3 separate regions of the Homo sapiens genome follow, and regions 1 and 3 are each linked to region 2. Evidence: read pairs that join two places in POLR2A ChIA-PET (ENCODE). Cell type or tissue: GM12878. All regions are shown on one strand. Links, peaks and the distances in the headings refer to the core of each region. The heading gives the core; the rest is flanking DNA. Region 1 overlaps DAPK1 (death associated protein kinase 1). Region 2 has its middle 34 kb from the start of DAPK1. Region 3 overlaps DAPK1 (death associated protein kinase 1).

What was found. ChIA-PET counts read pairs that join two places held together with the same protein. Peaks named below come from ENCODE experiments on the same cell type or tissue, not always from the same donor. Only the 100,000 strongest peaks of a DNase experiment are listed, where the experiment ranks them.
Region 1: POLR2A ChIA-PET joins it to region 2 with 7 read pairs; 2 of 35 experiments call an interaction of 5 or more read pairs at or near these places.
Region 3: POLR2A ChIA-PET joins it to region 2 with 5 read pairs; 3 of 35 experiments call an interaction of 5 or more read pairs at or near these places.

Annotation. Positions count from the first base shown.
Region 1 is chr9:87,533,419-87,539,063 of GRCh38, reverse strand. All of the region lies in intron 2 of DAPK1 (death associated protein kinase 1), which reads right to left. Among named protein-coding and RNA genes, the nearest start is that of DAPK1-IT1, 17 kb to the left of the region's middle. In GM12878, for the core only: no CTCF peak of the experiment used is centred there; DNase peaks (open chromatin) are centred at 2,733 and 2,913; H3K27ac peaks cover 2,583 bases.
Region 2 is chr9:87,461,175-87,466,819 of GRCh38, reverse strand. No RefSeq gene overlaps it. Among named protein-coding and RNA genes, the nearest start is that of DAPK1, 34 kb to the left of the region's middle. RefSeq lists enhancers at 884-933, 1,775-2,014. In GM12878, for the core only: no CTCF peak of the experiment used is centred there; DNase peaks (open chromatin) are centred at 2,049, 2,569 and 3,129; H3K4me3 peaks cover 272 bases; H3K27ac peaks cover 2,169 bases.
Region 3 is chr9:87,611,052-87,616,696 of GRCh38, reverse strand. All of the region lies in intron 3 of DAPK1 (death associated protein kinase 1), which reads right to left. Among named protein-coding and RNA genes, the nearest start is that of DAPK1-IT1, 60 kb to the right of the region's middle. In GM12878, for the core only: no CTCF peak of the experiment used is centred there; DNase peaks (open chromatin) are centred at 2,816 and 3,166; H3K4me3 peaks cover 544 bases; H3K27ac peaks cover 1,773 bases.

The DNA of each region.
Region 1 (5,645 bases), core at 416-5,415, 72 kb before region 2:
GTATGTTAGCAATAAAATTAATCTTAAATTAGTTTTAATTTAATTTTATATTTTAAACTATATATGTTTAAATATAAATAAAATATTTTAAGATATATTTTAAATATATAAAATCCAGTGGGGCTGTTTAGCAGATCTCTTAGCATCCAAATAAACTTACTGTCTAACAAACACAAAGATTCATCACAGCCAATGACACAAAAACACTTAATTTTTAAAACTCAATAAATTTTTTAAAAGCCAATAGTTTATAAAGCTTAATAATTCATTATGGTTTTGTAATTTAATTTTTTAAGTTACAAGTAACATTTAATGTCAAGCAGATGAGGTTTTGTTTTTTAATCTGTTACAATTTTCTTTTTCATATGCGGGCAATTCCTATGGAATCAGCCAACAAGAAAACAGCTGGGCAGAAAGTCATTCCCATCAATACTGGGTCTCACTTATTTCAGTATTTTAAAAGAACTGTTCAAATTTTTGTTCTAACAACCCGTCTCAAAGACAAATGAACCGTGTTGTTGAAGATTTCAGTGGACTTCAGTTAAAGGCCTTTCAAAGTGAGAAAATAATAGAATCTTAAGGCGAATGGAAGGATATAGCTTTTATGTATATAACATGAGCACAGATCTGCAAAATAAACCAAAATAGACATCTACACACACTCGGACATCTACAGATATGCTTGGGAAATGACTGAATATTTACAATGATTTTCTTTGGGAGTGGAATTTTTGGTGATTTTTTTTCTTCCCAGTTCCCCACCTCCAATGGCCATTATTAGTTTGATAATTAAAGGGAAAAATCTTTCTTTAAGAATAAATGGACTCCAAGAGGGCAAACCCCCAAGTCATTCTTTAGTGCCATTATTTAGCTCAATTATTAGACTATACTTCAGTGGGAAATTAACATCTTAAATTTCCTCTGAAAAGATTCCACAACTATTGTCTTGGTGAATTCATTTAAACAATGACATTGAGATTGTAGCTTTAACTTTAATTAGAATCCTTTTGACCTTAAAGTAAAAATGGGAAGATACTGAAGTCTTCAAGCCATCTGCTGAGTTACAAAGCATTTTGGGCCCGTAAAACAACTGTAATTCCTAAGGGATTTTGGATAAAAAGCTGGCAGCCACTACTTTTGTAAATGAGAGCACATTGTGACTCCTCTCAAACCCCCGCTTGCCTCGGGCCCTGCTATCTGATGTTTATAGCTTTAGGGGCTTGATTTTATGAGGATACTCCTTCCTGCCCAGAACCAATCTGGTCCTTACCAAGATTTTCTTCTAACTTCACAGCTGCACACTTCACACCATCTGCTGCTTCCAGAAATCCTTCTCCATTAAGAACAGATGATAGGAAATGCATCCTCGCTGGCATTCTCGAATGCTCCTGCAGACACACTAACGCGCACACACAGATCATATCATATATGCCACATACATATATCTACTTACCATGTATGCCGCACACACTACACATCTACACACATGCCAGATACTCCAGACATGCACACCATATTCCACATACACACACATACACCATGTATGTCACATACTACACACATGCACATCTCATCCAAACTACACATACAAAATACACAAGTATACATACACATACCACATTCACAACACACCACACACAAAACCCCACACCATACCCAGAAACATCTCCCCATACACCCAGCCCATCAAGCAGAGCTGGCTGACTGCGTACACACTATGTGATGGGGGATACTGATGCACTACAGAGGGCCTCCAAAACACATGAAAACCTCATAGGGGCTGGATGCGGTGGCTCACGCCTGTAATCCCAGCACTTTGGGAGGCCAAGGCAGGAGGATAACGAGGGCAGGAGTTCGAGACAAGCCTGGCCAACATAGTGAAACCCTGGCTCTACTAAAAATACAAAAAATTAGCCAGGCGTGGTGGCAGGCGCCTGTAATCCCAGCTACTTGGGAGGCTGAGGAAGGAGAATCGCTTGAACCCAGGAGGCAGAGCTGCAGTGAGCCAAGATTGGGCCATCGCACTCCAGACTGGGTGACTGTGTGAGACTCCATCTCAAGAAAAAAAAAAAAAAGAAAACTTCATGTCTCCAATATCAACTTTTTCAAGGTAAAATTTAATCTAAAACAACTATTACTGCTCTGATGGTAGAACTAACACCACTACTCCACTAGAAAAATATAAAATAATCAGGTTAATTAAAGTTCTTCCCCATTGTTGAATTTTGAATAAATTTATTGTTACTGTGCCTATTCAAGACAATAAAGAATTTAAATAAGAATAAAATATTCTCAAAGAGAATATAATTTGCCCTAAAGGCAAATAACATAGGAAAAGTAGCTATAAATACGCAAAAGAAACAAGATAATCCTAGTAAAATTTGAGTCTGACATGGGTAGGGGTGGTGGGGTAAATCAGCTCCCTGATTTATTTATTTATGCAATAACAAATAAAGCACTTAAATCAGTATTTTAAGTGCTTTAATTTTTATTGTGTTATTTATTGGTTAAGTTAAAATTATTATTCCCCATAAGATTTTTACAATTCCCACATGACTTGCAGATTTTTTTTTTTAACTAATTGTCAAAATCTTAGGCTCTTGGCTTTCAAAATCAGTACAGACAGATAAGAGCTTTAAGTATTTCGCATTTCCCCAGAGGAAAAAGTCAGCATCATAAACCACATGGGTCACATGCTCACGCACATGGTGTCTTAAAAACACCTTCACTTGCAGATAGGCACCAAGACTTACACCTTCTACCCTCGCCCATCCTGAGAACATGTTTGGGAGCTCTCTGCGCTTTGTGGGTCCAAGAACAAACCAGAAAACCCAGACATCTCACACTAGTACCTCTGCTACATGTCCTTAACCCAGAGGCTGTAGCTTTAGGGAAGGGGCTGCTTTGAGGACACCAAACTGCTCCTGAGCTCCTAGAGCTCGCAAGGGCTGTTTTGAGCAATATACTAACTTAGAAAACAAGAAAGAACATAAATGAATCAGCTGGCAAGCCCCATTTCACTTGGGAGGCGGAAGAGGCTGGGGACAGGTATAAATGACCCTCTTTGAAAAATCAAGTATCATTTTGTTTCTCACTACCAAGGTAACAGTCTGCTGTGGAAATTTCAGAAAACCGATGAGCAAATGGAAAATAAAAAGCACCCAGATGTAATCCTCTGCCCAAAGATAAGAACCTTGGGCCTTCCGGTTTACATCTGTGTCACCTTTTTTTCCCCTCTTACATACAAACATATTAAGTTGCCTTAACTCTGTGTCTTGGGGGAAGGATATTACTATACCGTTGCCTACTTTATTTAAAATAATATATATTTATCTAATGATTTTGCAAAGAATTTATTTAGAAAGTTTATGAATCACCATAATCTAAGAGATCTTGAATTATGTTCCTATGATAAAGAGAAATAAAATACTGGTGGGCTATATATTTAGGTTAAGTAGGGCAGAGACTAAACTTTCTTGGAGAAAAAAAAATCACATTTATAGACAGTATTACATTAAAGGAACATTATATATTTGATATCAAAGGAGACCTTCACACATGAGAACCCCAAATTAGGATCCCATACAGACCAAGTTTCAAATGTTCAGCTGTTTTTTAATCACACTCAAAGCTTAGCAGGGCTTATAATTTTTATGTAATTCAATATCAAAAGACAGACTAGTTTCCCATAAAATACTAGAATTAAACACTAAAATAAATCTAAAAAACACTAGTGTGATAGAGCATGCTCATAAGCATCTCTGTGCTGATTTTCTGCTTGATGATGCCTGGAGAACAGTAATCCCCCCATCCTTAAAGAGAACGAAAGGGGGGCTAATGGAAATGCAGTTCTCAAGCCAGAGGTGACACCAGAAACAGGGGCCATTAAAATAGACAGAGCTTGGCAGGATTTGCCTGGGGCTAGAAACACACAGAAAACAGAAAAATGGATGGTCTCTGTGTCATCTGTGTATCCATTTCCACCACGGGCTTCAAGAAACTAAGAACTGATGGTGAGGATTTCTCCTTTAATCTTCTGAATAATGCCTTCCAGAAAGTGCTCTTCCTATTGATAAACACATTTGCACACATCAAATCAATTACAGAAAATAAATCAAGAATCGGACGGGGTGGCTCATCCCTGTAATCCCAGCACTTTAGGAGGCCGAGGCAGGCAGATCACCTGAGGTCAGGAGTTCGAGACCAGCCTGGCCAACATGGCAAAACCCCATCTCTACTAAAAATACAAAAGTTAGCCAGGCGTGGTGGCACGTGCCTATAATCACAGCTACTTGGGAGGCTGAGGCAGGAGAATTGCTTGAACCTGGGAGGCGGAGGTTGCAGTGAGCCCAGATCGCGCCACTACACTCCAGTCTGGGTGACAGAGCGAGACTCCGTATCAAAAAAAAAAAAGAAAAGAAATCAAGAAAGGACACCTCACACTTTAAAAATAAGGGTATCTAACAGGAAAGCATTTAAACCATTCACTCTACCTGTCCCAACAGTGCTTACCTAACAAGAACACTGCAGATGCATAAAATGATTTTTGCTGATCCTCAGGTTGGAAATGGAATCCCAACTAAGGCATCCTACTAATAACTCAAAATAAACTCAATGGAAAGTAAACATCTATGAAGTATCTGCCTGGGAATCAGCATTGTATGTAGGGCCTTCGAAGATCCAATGAAATGTCCAGTGTGGTACCCCTGCCCTTGAGAGCAATGATTGGGAGAGGCAGAAATTGTCAATTTCAAAACTGTCAAGCCAAACCAATTGGAACAGCATGGCAGCGTTAAAAAAAAAAACAAAAAAAAAAACTGTCAAAATGAGCCAACTGCATTTTGGCCATATGTGTGGCATATCGCACATTGCACATATATTGAAAAGTATGCCTAATGTTTACCATGCATTTTTTCCTAAGAATTCATGGCAGCTTGCAAAATTAAAAAAAAAAAAATCGCAAGAAATTGGAATAATAATTCCCACAGGATCACAGTCTAAGAAAAGTGTTTTTAAAATTGCAAAGCATTATGCAAATGTATAACTAAATGGGCCTAAAGGACAGGAACCTGAGAACTGCTGTTAGAAAATGAGTGGACTCGGCCAGGTGCAGTGGCTCACACCTGTAATCCTAGCACTCTGGGAGGCCATGGTGGGCGGATCACCTGAGGTCAGGGGTTTGAGACCAGCCTGGCCAACATGGCGAAACCCCGTCTCAACTCAAAATACAAAAATTAGCCGGGCATGGAGGCATATGCCTGTAATCCCAGATATTCGGAAGGCTGAGGCAGGAGAATCGCTTAAGCCAGAGAGGCGGAGGTTGCAGTGAGCCCAGATCACGCCACTGCACTCCAGCCTGGGTGACAGAGTGAGACTCCATCTCAAAAAGGGCAGGGCAGAGCAGGAAAAGAAAAGGAGTGCACACATGGACCAATTAGAAATTGTTCCTATCATAAAAAATTTCTTTGACTGTCAAAAGGTTCCTCACTGGTCCTTCAGGTAGCAGGTTGCCTACGTCTTTCAAAGCTCCAGGAGCCTTCTCTGCTCATCTCTGCTCCCCAGTGGTGGCTAGCACCCCACAGGAGCAGGTGCCTTCCAGCCTGAGTTGGCCTGAGGTCTTGGACCTGTGCACCTGGCTGATGCTG
Region 2 (5,645 bases), core at 268-5,267:
GGCACACGCCTGTAATCCCAGCTACTAGGGAGGCTGAGGCAGGAGAACTGCTTGAACTCAGAAGGCAGAGGTTGCAGTGAGCCGAGATCATGCCACTGCATGACAGAGCCAGACTCCGTCTCAAAAAAAAGAAAAAAAAAAAAAAATCTAAAATGTCAGGCATTGGCTTCAGGCATAAACCAGCTTGCATTTAAATTAAATATTGAGTGACTTTAAGGCTATAAACATTGATCTTCTCTTAGACCAGTCACATTTATGTCTGAGTAGTCAAATTTAGAGGTGCTAAAGTTTGTGTGTTTATGTAGATAATCCCCCATGCTTGACATCGATCTGAGCGCATTAGTGAGCCCAACCATTTATTATCGAAATGGAGCCAGGTCTCCTATTTTAGCTGCTCTGTAACACGGTGTTTCAGTGTATTCATGGAAGTCACATAAGGTGTTTTTTAAAGTTCACTTTGAAAAATTAAAATGAAATTAAGCTTAAACTGTTGCTATCTTTTAAAAAGTTGTCCAACAGCGACTTGATCTGGTCTTATGGAAATGACATATTTAAACCAGAGGAAGGGACAATATTTTCATTGTTTGGTTTTTGTGTCTTCGTTGGTTTTCAGAGCTATGTTTATGTGTTGCATTTTGCATTCCCTTCACGGTGAACTTGACCTGAAAATTTTTAGGGCAGCCAGGTGTTAAACTTTTTTTAGCACCATGCAAACTGGTTTCATTCTTCCAAAACAGGTTTTTGCTTTGGAGTATAAAATGACAAGGGAAATGCATGTAGCCAAGATCCTTATTTGAGCTCATTCGCACTGGTCTAGACCCGTCCAGTGAGCTGGGGGCAGGTCTTGAAGGTGTGATTTGCATGAGCTGATTTGCATCAGGCCTGTGTATTGTTAAATAAAAGATAAGGATGGTTATCTTGGCCTGGAGGAAAGAGAGAATTGGGAGGGTGTTTTGGTGCTGGGTCTCCACCTTCCTGGCTCTGGTGGAGACATTGGTGCAGACTGCCAATTTAAAATAGTCAAAAAGGTCAGAATCTAGTTTAAAGAGAGTTTATTCAAGTGCAAAAGTTAAGGACTGCAGCTGAGAAGACACTTCCAAGTTGCCTTGGGGAGTGCTTCGAAGAACAAAAGAGAGGCTCACATTTTGTTTTGTTTTGTTTTGTTTTTGTTTTTGTTTTTGTTTTTGAGATGGAGTCTCGCTCTGTTGCCTAGGCTGGAGTGCAGTGGCACTATCTCGGCTCACTGCAAGCTCCGCCTCCCAGGTTCACGCCATCCTCCTGCCTCAGCCTCCCTAGTAGCTGGGACTACAGGCACCCGCCACCACACCGGCTAATTTTTTTTTTTTTTGTATTTTTAGTAGAGACGGGGTTTCACCGTGTTAGCCATGATGGTCTCGATCTCCTGACCTCGTGATCCGCCCGCCTCCGCCTTCCAAAGTGCTGGGATTACAGGCGGAGGCTCACATTTTTTAATGAAAAAAAAAAATCAGGAGAAGGGGCTGATTACTAAAGTTGTTTGTCAGGAATTCTCATTGGTTTACAGAAATAACATTGGTTAGTGATTGGCTATACACTTTTCAACTATAGAGTGTATGGCATTTTATGACTACTTGGCCTCAGGCTCTAAGAGGTAATTATTTAGCTCAAAGGGGAGTGAGATGACTGCTGTTAAATTTAAATGTGTTTCTGGGCCTGATAATTTGAGAGACTTGCATTCCTCAGATAAAAGATTTTTCTTTCTCAAGACTCAGCTCCCTTCAGCTTCAGGTGACAAATTGTGGCCCAGTATCAGCCAAGCTTTCTCCCCAGTCTCCAGAGAATGCATCACCAGCTATCATTGAGGCTTGACACCATTGGGAGCATCCAAGAGAGTCTTGGGAATGGACTTTGACCTTCCTCTGATGGGCACCGGCAGCAAGGACAAGGTCCCCAAGTATCATCAGAAAGCAAAGAAAACACCAAACGGAAAGGAAGAGTGTGGGGTGCACCCCCTTGGAGAATGTGGCTGAGGCCAGATGTGAGAGTTCACAGGAGACACCAGCAGAAACACAGACATAACTTGTGACATTTTTCAGTGTTCTAAGACATGTCAGTTCAAGACTGGGCTTTCCCCATTCAACCACTCTACTCACACTCATGTGTGTTATAGACAAATTTAAACTGGAATCTCTTTGATTCCAGAAAGTTGATTTACATTGCAACAGAAATGCTTGTTTAGCTGAATAGGTCCCTAGGTAGTAAAGGGACTCCACACAGCATTATTTCTAGTGAAGTCTTTGATTCACAGAAAGATTCTTAGAAATCTTGCATCAGAGTGTAACAATAAAAAAGAAACTGTTCGGATTTTCATGCAGGAAATGCTCTTGGCCAGCAATCACCCTCAGGAAATTTTCAGAAATGCACGTGATGCCCAGAGAAGTGTTGTTTTGGGAATACCTAGTAATTAGTTCCAAAATCTTACCAAACAGCAGCACAGGCCTATAATTTCTATGTAAACTCAGCTCACTGTTTGAGTCATACTATGTTTCTTTTTTAGCTCAAGATTTGTCATCCACTACAAAAACCTCCTTTCGCTATACAAAATAGACAGCCACTCGAAATTGCTGGAGGGAAAAGCCAGTTTGCACAATGGGGGTGGCATGTTTGGGTGAGAAAACCAGAGACTCGGAGTCAGGAAATGCCAGTTCCTCCCTTCACTCCTGTGACCTAGAGCAAGCACCTTCACCCTTGAGAGTCTGGCCTTTCTTTCTTTCTTTTTTTCTTTTTTTTGAGATGGAGTCTCACTCTGTCACCTAGGCTGGACTGCAGTGGCGCGATCTCAGCTCGCTGCAACCTCCGTCCTCTGGGTTCAAGCGATTCTCCTGCCTCAGCCTCCCGAGTAGCTGGGATTACAGGCACCTGCCACCATGCCAGGCTAATTTTAATATTTTTAGTAGAGACGGGGTGTCACCATCTTGGCCAGGCTGGTCTTGAATTCCTGACCTCGTGATCCACCCACCTTGGCCTCCCAAAGTGCTGGGAATGTGTGAGCCACCACGCCTGGCCTGGCCTTCCTTTCTTGTAAAATGAGAGGGTTAAGTCCAGGTTCGTAGTCAATAACTACGTGTTCAGTAACAGATTCGTACCAGGGATTTCCACAAACTTTCCCCAACCCAATCACCACCACTTCCTTTTAGGACTAAGATTTTCAAGGTCTGCTTCAGTCTTCATAGCTTTACATGTCTGGGAACTTATGTCTTAAATTTTTTTGTAAGAAAATTATCCTGTGTGTAATGGAAATGGAAATATTTCTCTTGCTAACCTGATTTCAACCTGCTGAATATAAATATTCACATAACACAGCATTTATAAAATAAAAATCACTCATAAGTATATCTTTCAGCAGTAACCACAGTTCATATTTTGGTGTGGCAGCATCTAAACGTGTTTCTGTGGAGATCCACACACATTCATTTATCCTAGGGTATTTTCAGAAGTCTTCCTAGTCTCCATCTGCTTTTTTTTCTTGTTTGCCACATGTTATATGGATATCTTTCCATGTCAATATGAGATCGTTTAATGTCAAGAAATACAGATGAAGTCATCATTTTCATGTTCAATGGTTTGAGAACATTCCATCATGTAGTTAAATTATAATTTCTATAACTCTTCCCTATTGGTGGACATTGAGGTTGGTTCCATTTTTTTTTTTTTTTTGAGACGGAGTCTCGCTCTGTTGCCAAGCTGAAGTGCAGTAGTGTGATCTGGGCTCACCGTAACCTCCGCCTCCAGGTTCAAGCGATACTCCTGCCTCAGCCTCCTGAGTAGCTGGGACTACAGGTGTGTGCCACCATGCCTGGCTCATTTTTTGTATTTTTAGTAGAGATGGGGTTTCACCATGTTGGCCAGGTTGGTCTCGAACTCCAGACCTCATGATCCGCCTGCCTCAGCCTCTCAAAGTGCTGGGATTACAGGCATGAGCCACCAAGCCTGGCCTTTTTTTTTTTTTTTTTTTTTTAATGAAAACAAAGCTAAGAGGCCAGGCTTGGTGCTCATGCCTGTAATTCCAGCACTTTGGGAGGCCGAGGCGGGCAGATCACTTGAGGTCAGGAGTTTGAGACCAGGCTGGCCAACATGGTGAAACCCTGTCTCTACTAAATAAACAAAAAATTAGCTGGGCGTGGTGGCGGGCACCTGTAATCCCAGCTACTCATGAGTGTTAGGCACGAGAATGGCTTGAACCCAGGAGGCGGAGGTTGCAGTGATCCGAGATCGAGCCACTGCACTCCAGCCTGGGTGAAACAAAGACTCTGTCTCAAAAAAAAAAAAAAAAAAAAAAGCTAGTGTAAATATCATTGTTTATTCAATGCTTATTTTTCTAAACTCTAGCTATATTGGCATTATCATCCTTTGAGATTTTTATAAATCATCAAGCAAAAGATGGCATCTTGTTTTATTTTTATTTCTTGGACTACTAGCAAAATTGAACATTCTTTTATGTGTCTATTGAGTATTTTACTTTTTTCATTTGTAAACTGGCTATCTATACCTATTTCCCATTGTTTTATTGAAGTGTGAATATTTTTTTCCTCATTGCTTTGTAAAGATTACTTCTATATTAAGGGTATTCTTATGAGTTTTAATACAGACCATATACCTTCATTCTCAAATTACTCTCATTTTCAGTTAAAGTTCAATTCACCCATTAGCATATCATTTATATATTTTTTATTACTTTTATTTTTATTTTATTATTTTTTTAGATAGAATCTTGCTCTGTCGCCCAAGCTGGAGTGCAGTGGTTCAATCTCGGTTCACTGTAACTTCTGCCTCCTGGGTTCAAGCGATTCTCCTGCCTCAGCTTCCCAAATAGCTGGGATTACAGGCGTGTGCCACCACGCCCAGCTAATTTTTTTGTACTTTTAATAGAAATGGGGATTCACCATATTGGCCAGGCTGGTCTCGAATTCCTGACCTCAAGTTATCCACCCACCTTGGCATCCCAAAATGTTGGGATTACAGGCATGAGCCACCGCGCCTGGCCCTAGCATATCATTTATAAAATTAACATTTGAGGTATGTTGGAAAGAGGAAATTGCTATATGTGGAAGGTCGAATCTTATTTTCTATGATAAATTAATTTATTTTCAAAGTTCACATTTTTCTATTTCTTTCATTTCACTCCCACTTTCCATACAATACCTTTTCCTCAGCTCCCAGCTCCTACTTCAGTTCCCCAAAAGTGAGGCTATTAAGATGCTCACTGATTAGAGGATTTAAACATTTTAAAAGAGAAGTGGGTGGTGACGGCACATTATTGAAACTTGAAAGAGAGCCAGTGTGATATAATTTCACATCGGGAGCTGATCACTATGGCAACAAGGAACAGATTTTGAAAAATAAGTTTCAATATAATAGAATTAGGAGAGAAAAATTGATTAGAAAAAAACCTGACTATCTTTTGTTTTACTTTCAGCTTGTTTATCATATGCATCAAAAATCTGCATTAGCACCCAAGAAACGTGTTTCTGTTTCAAAAGCAAATACATTTTAATTATGTTTACATGGTATAAAGCCACAAAGCGGAAATGCTTTGTTTGTAATAATAGTGAAGTATCTCTTTGGAGTCTTTTATTTGAGAAGAAATAGTGTAATTTAAAATATGT
Region 3 (5,645 bases), core at 262-5,261, 150 kb before region 2:
GTGATGACAGCTCCATTCTCAGAGGGTGCTTCCCCATCACTTATCATGTTCTCCAAACCTTGCACACATGTTTGTTAAGTCTCAAATTTCCCTGTTTGTGTGGGCCGTCTGTTTCCTGGTAGGACCCAAACTGACCCAAACCCTGATACTCAAGAGGATGGGGTACTTTGCTCTTTAGGAAACTCAGTCAAGAGTTTTCTGAAGCTCATGCAAGTAAATCAACGTTTCCCCCCAAAACTGTCCTTCTCCCTGGTCAACTAACTGGTTCTTGAGCCACACGTGACTCTTTTTCAGATCCTGCTGTTCTTCCTGCTCTATCTGGACTTGACATCCATGTATTGGGCCAAGCACAGTCTTCAGTGCTGTGGGTGCCAGAGTAGGACGTAGTCTTGCCCTCAAAGAAACATATGCAAGGGGCATATAGGCACATGCCACTATCACACCAGAGCCCCCATGAAGCCATCCCACTCCTAGGCTTCAGCAATCCCACTGGAAAACTAGAACATCTTCTGCCCACCCCCAACTTCATGGAAATGCTAAGAAATGAGGGGCAAGAACAATGCAGCCACGCTAGAGAAGGAAGCAGAAAGGTGAGGGGCCCTGGGAGGCCAGGTTGGCTTTCAAAAGCTTCTAAATCACTGCTTTCAAATGGAGGAGGAGCAAATGTGTCTCCAGAACCACTGGAATGTGAAAGTCACTCTCAAGAAGGAAGAGCAAAGCTGGCCAACCAGCCCACAGACAATGGGGCCTTGCAGGCAAAATCCTACAGTGGCTTAGCAGAATCCTAGGGCTTAGAAAACTCAAACAAAAGAATTCTCTCTCCAAGAGGCTACTGTCTGAGAATGAGCATCTCTCTACCGGCTCCTGTGACCTATATGTGGACAGAGGGGGCACAGCGTTCCTTACCTGCAGGGTGGTAACACCACTCTCCTAGAGTTGCACGCAAGGATTAAATGAGATCATTTCAGGGAGGCGCCCACTGTGGCTGACTCAGAAAGGTAAAGTGAAGGGCAGTTTCCCTTTTCCTCCAAGGAAAGCCACTCAGTTGTTTAACCATATCCTCTCTTCAGGCAGTTTGGGAAGACCCATGCCTAAGTGCAAGTGCCTTAAAAGTAGTGAACGTTCTACCCTACATTTTTGAAATAATCAACTCTACTTGAATTTTCCTATCAAAATATTAGGGGAAACGTCAATGACACTTCTGTCGTCCAGGGAAGACCAGGTCCTTGAGCCCATTTCTATGTAACTCTGTTAATTGAATAGTGTTTGCATCTCACAGTAGCCATGCTCGGTCACTGCCTTCATTCAGAGGCTGGAAATGAAACTGACATTTCAACACGGAACAAGCACATATTCCCAGCGGTCCCGCTGGATCCCTGATGTTCCTCATTTGCATTGCAGTAATTTTGACAATATTAAAAACAAGTTACACACAGGGAAATAAAGAGTTGTTAAATAGAAGAAGGTGAGGTAATACTTGGTTATCTGGAAATACAAATTAGGAGGAAAAAGCAGTATGAGGTTGTTCTTGGAAGTATTTGCTTGTTAAACCACATTTTGCAAGGACGTGAGGCAGAAGGGGATGCTCTGAGGGGCTCAAGGACGTCTTGGGAAGACTGTCACTGACCTGCTTGCAGATACTGATCTAATAAAGCAATGCTCTCATGACCTGTGGCCTAGGCACTCTCCGTCTTGGAGTACCAGCTGGAGACGAACCATCCCCGGCTGCCTGTCTCCAACCCTCACTCCAGTCACCATCCCAGAATTCTGGGCACAGCAAGACCTGGATGTGGACTCCGTATGACCAGAGTGGGGGAAAGCCAAATGGAAGGTTTGAGTGGAGCCTGACCACCAAACAGGCAGTCCCAGGGCCTGGAAGGGACTTGGCTCTGGGTGGAGAGAGGCAGCTGCCTGGCCAGGATGGCGGCAGCCACAGTGCCGGGGAGCCCACGACAAGGATGGGGAACATACTGGAGCAGCGAAGAGAGGGAACTGGGCAAGAGGCAAAACCAGTACCTGTGAGGGGACAGCTAAAGCCGCAATTCCACAAAGTTCTCTTCCATTACACCCGCTTGATGTGCAGGTTGGGGAAGCAGTTGGCCAAAACAGGAAGAAGAAGATATGAGATCAGGGAGAGTTTCTAAGAGGAAGTATGAACAATTTGCAGGACCTGCACCACCCCAGAGAGTGATGCAGAAGAGTCTAGTCCCTGGGAAGGAGTCTAAGAATAGTCACCTGCCTGGAGCTGTGACTAAGCAGCATTGCCTCAGTTTCCCAAACTTTAACCACGATCATGGGTCTTTCTTGGAGATAAACAGAGATTCCAAATATTACTTATAGCTCATGTATTCAGCATGGAGAACATCATGGCAGATACTAAAGTTATGACTATATCCTAAAAACTACAGATCTATGAGCTCACAGATACCACATAGGGTTTGTTTGTAAGACTCCTATTGTCTCACTTTTTCTTAAGACCGTGCAGAAATCAAATAATCCACTTCAGTGAGTGAAAATACCTATTTAATAACATTAAGGGAACACTTTTCAACTGAACTGGCAAGAAGTGAGAGTATGGGGGAAGACACACACAGGGTTTTCTTTCTCAAGAGAATGCCTGGATGGAAAATAACCTATTTTACATGATTTAGCTCTGCTTTGAAAGGCAGAGACTGCTGCCAAATGCACTTTACTTCTCTGCTCTTGCCTAATAGTAGGTATCTGAGGAGCGGGATGCCAGAAGTGGAACCCACAAGAGCTCTTGAAATTACCTTTGTGAATAAAGACAAAAGTTCAAAAAGTCAAAAGAGCTGGCTCGAGCTCAGAAAAGAGAGAACAAATGTGGCAGCAAAAGAACGCATTGAGGAAGTCTGAGTGTGTGCTATTGTGGTTCGTGAGCGCCCAGAGAGAAGCAGAGACAGGGAGACTGAAGGGCTCTGTGCCACACACCCCATTTATCAGCTTCCCTAAGTCCCGACCACCACATTCAGCTCTGTACAATTTTTGCCACTTTTAAGATCCTTTGAAACTATCACTTTAATCACTGCATGTGTTTCTTCAAAGGCTCTTGCGATTCTGATCTTGCTGACCAAGGCACCATGTGTTCGTCTACATACATGCACCACGCTGACATACAATGAAAAACAAAGTTGTATTTGTATTCTGATTATTTTGCATCTCAGTTTGGTTATGAGAGAGTGAGCCAACTGAACCGTGATCCTACATAAAGTGACCTAATATTGCACAAATGTTTGAATACAACTTAGCAGTTGTTTGTGATGGGCAAACTGAATTCCAGAAATTATTAACTTAGCCAAAGTAAAACACAGAGCTAAAAAGGAGTTGTTCAATAGGCACAGCATTTCAGTTTTGCAAGACGAAAAGGTTCTAGAAATCTGTTGCACAACAATATGCATAGAATTAACACTGCTGTACTGTGCACTTAAAAATGGTTAAGATGGTAAACTGTATGTTGTTTTACCATGATTAAAAAAATCAGCAAAATTTACCTTTTTAAATATAAAAAATGCATTATTCACTCCACGCCCTGCACTTGGCTACAACCATAGCAGACTGCACTAATTAAATGGAATTTCCTGTCACAAAGAAAGAGAGAGAAAGCTAAATGGGGTTACTCTGTTTTAAAGATGTGCTTCGAAATGGAAGCAGAACAAATAAGGGGAGACATTTAGGATTGGAGAACCAAACTGGCTTGATTTCTCTGGAACAATCCACCATGCCAATACTTACTTGGCCATCTTAGCACTTTTACTTTATAATTCTTAACATGGTAACCTTTCAGACATGTGATCCAGAGCTACTCAGGTGACCATCCTGAAGCAGGCCAGAACCTGGTGATGTCCATTTCTTCCTTATCTTATGTTAGACTCCAAACCCCCACCCCCGCTCCAATCCTTCTCTGCTCAGGCTATCTGCAGGGAGTGAGATGTATGTATTGCGTCATTTTGCAGTTACCTGATGGCATTACCATAATTAGGCATTATGTTTTGTTTTGTTTCTAACTTGCTTATAGAATTTTAGATCAACATGCGAGTAGGCTCCCAGTCCAGGAAATCTAGTTTCTGTTAACTGGTGCCTCTGTGTTAGTTTCCTAGGCCTGCCCTAACAAAGGACCACACATGGGGTGGTTTAAAACAACAACCTGCTATCACATAGTTTTGGGGGCTGGCAGTCCTAACTCAGTACGTTGGTAGGGATGGTCCTTCTAAGGGATCTGAGGATGAATCTGCTCCATGCCTCTGTCCTAGTTTCTGGCAGGTTCCTTGGCGTATAGATGCTTCACTCCATTCCTCTGTCTCCACAGGGCCTTCTTATAAGGACACCAGTCCTATCAGATTAGGTTCTCTGTGCTATTCCAGTATGACCTCATCTTAACTAATTACATCTAAAACAATCTCATATCCAAAAAGGTCATGTTCTGAGATACTATGGTGCTACGGTTTGAATGTTTGTCCTCTCCAAAACTCAAGTTGAGATTTAATTGCCATTGTAAGAGTGTTGAGAGGTAGGGACTTTAAGAAGAAATTTAGGCCATAAGGGCTCCTCCACCTTCATGGGTCAGTTTAGTACCTTTAAAAAAGGGCTCCTGGGAGTGGGCTCTTGCCCTCTCTTGCCACGCGATGCCTTTTGCCATGTTATGACAGTAAGAAGACTCACATCACATGCAGCAAAATGTACTTCCTGCCTCCAGCACTGTAAGACATAAACTTATTTTCTCTATAAATTACCCAGTCTGTGGTCTTGTTATTGCAAAACCCAAAATGAACTAAGACAGGGACATAGCACTTCAACATATCCTTTTTGGGGAGCACAGCCTCTCAAAAGATGAACCCAGACCAGCAGCATCCGCATCACCCGGGAATCTGTTAAAAATGGAAATTCTGGCTTTCAAGGTTAGGAAAAAAGGAAAAATTGAAATTCTGGCTGGGCGTTGTGGCTCACAACTGTAATTCCAGCAACTTGGGAGGACAGGGTGAGAGGGCTGCATAAGCCCAGGAGGTCGAGACCAGCCTGAGCAACAAAATGACACTGAAGCTACAAAAAATAAAAAATAGCTGAGTGTGGTGCCACACACCTGTAATCCCAGCTACTCAGGAGGCAGAAGTGGGAGAATCACTCGAGCCCGGGAGTTCAAGGCTGCAGTGAGCTATGATTGCACCACTGCATTCCAGCCTGGGTGACAGAATGAGACCCTGTCTCAAGAAAAAAACCAAAAAGTCAATTCTGAGCTGGGCCCAGTGGCTTACACCCCAGTCCCACCTACTCAGGAGGCTGACGCAGGAGAAGCGCTTGAGTGCAGGAGCTTGAGGCCAGCCTGGGTAACATAGGGACACCCCGTCTCTAGGAAAAATAAAATTAAATAAAAATGCAAACGCCTAGGTCCCACCCCAAACCCACTGAATACAAAACTCTGGAAGCCTGTCAAATAGTCAAACAAGCCCTTCAGGCAATTCTGATGCATGCTAAAGTTTAAGAGCCACTGTTTTAAACTGTATATTTTTTAAAAAAATCATTTTATAATGCTAAGTGTGCATCTTGCCCTTCCCATAGAATCACTAACCCTTTGAGGCAGTCTTTCTCATGTTACTTCTCCTATAGTAGTGATCAACTTATTGCTTACATAA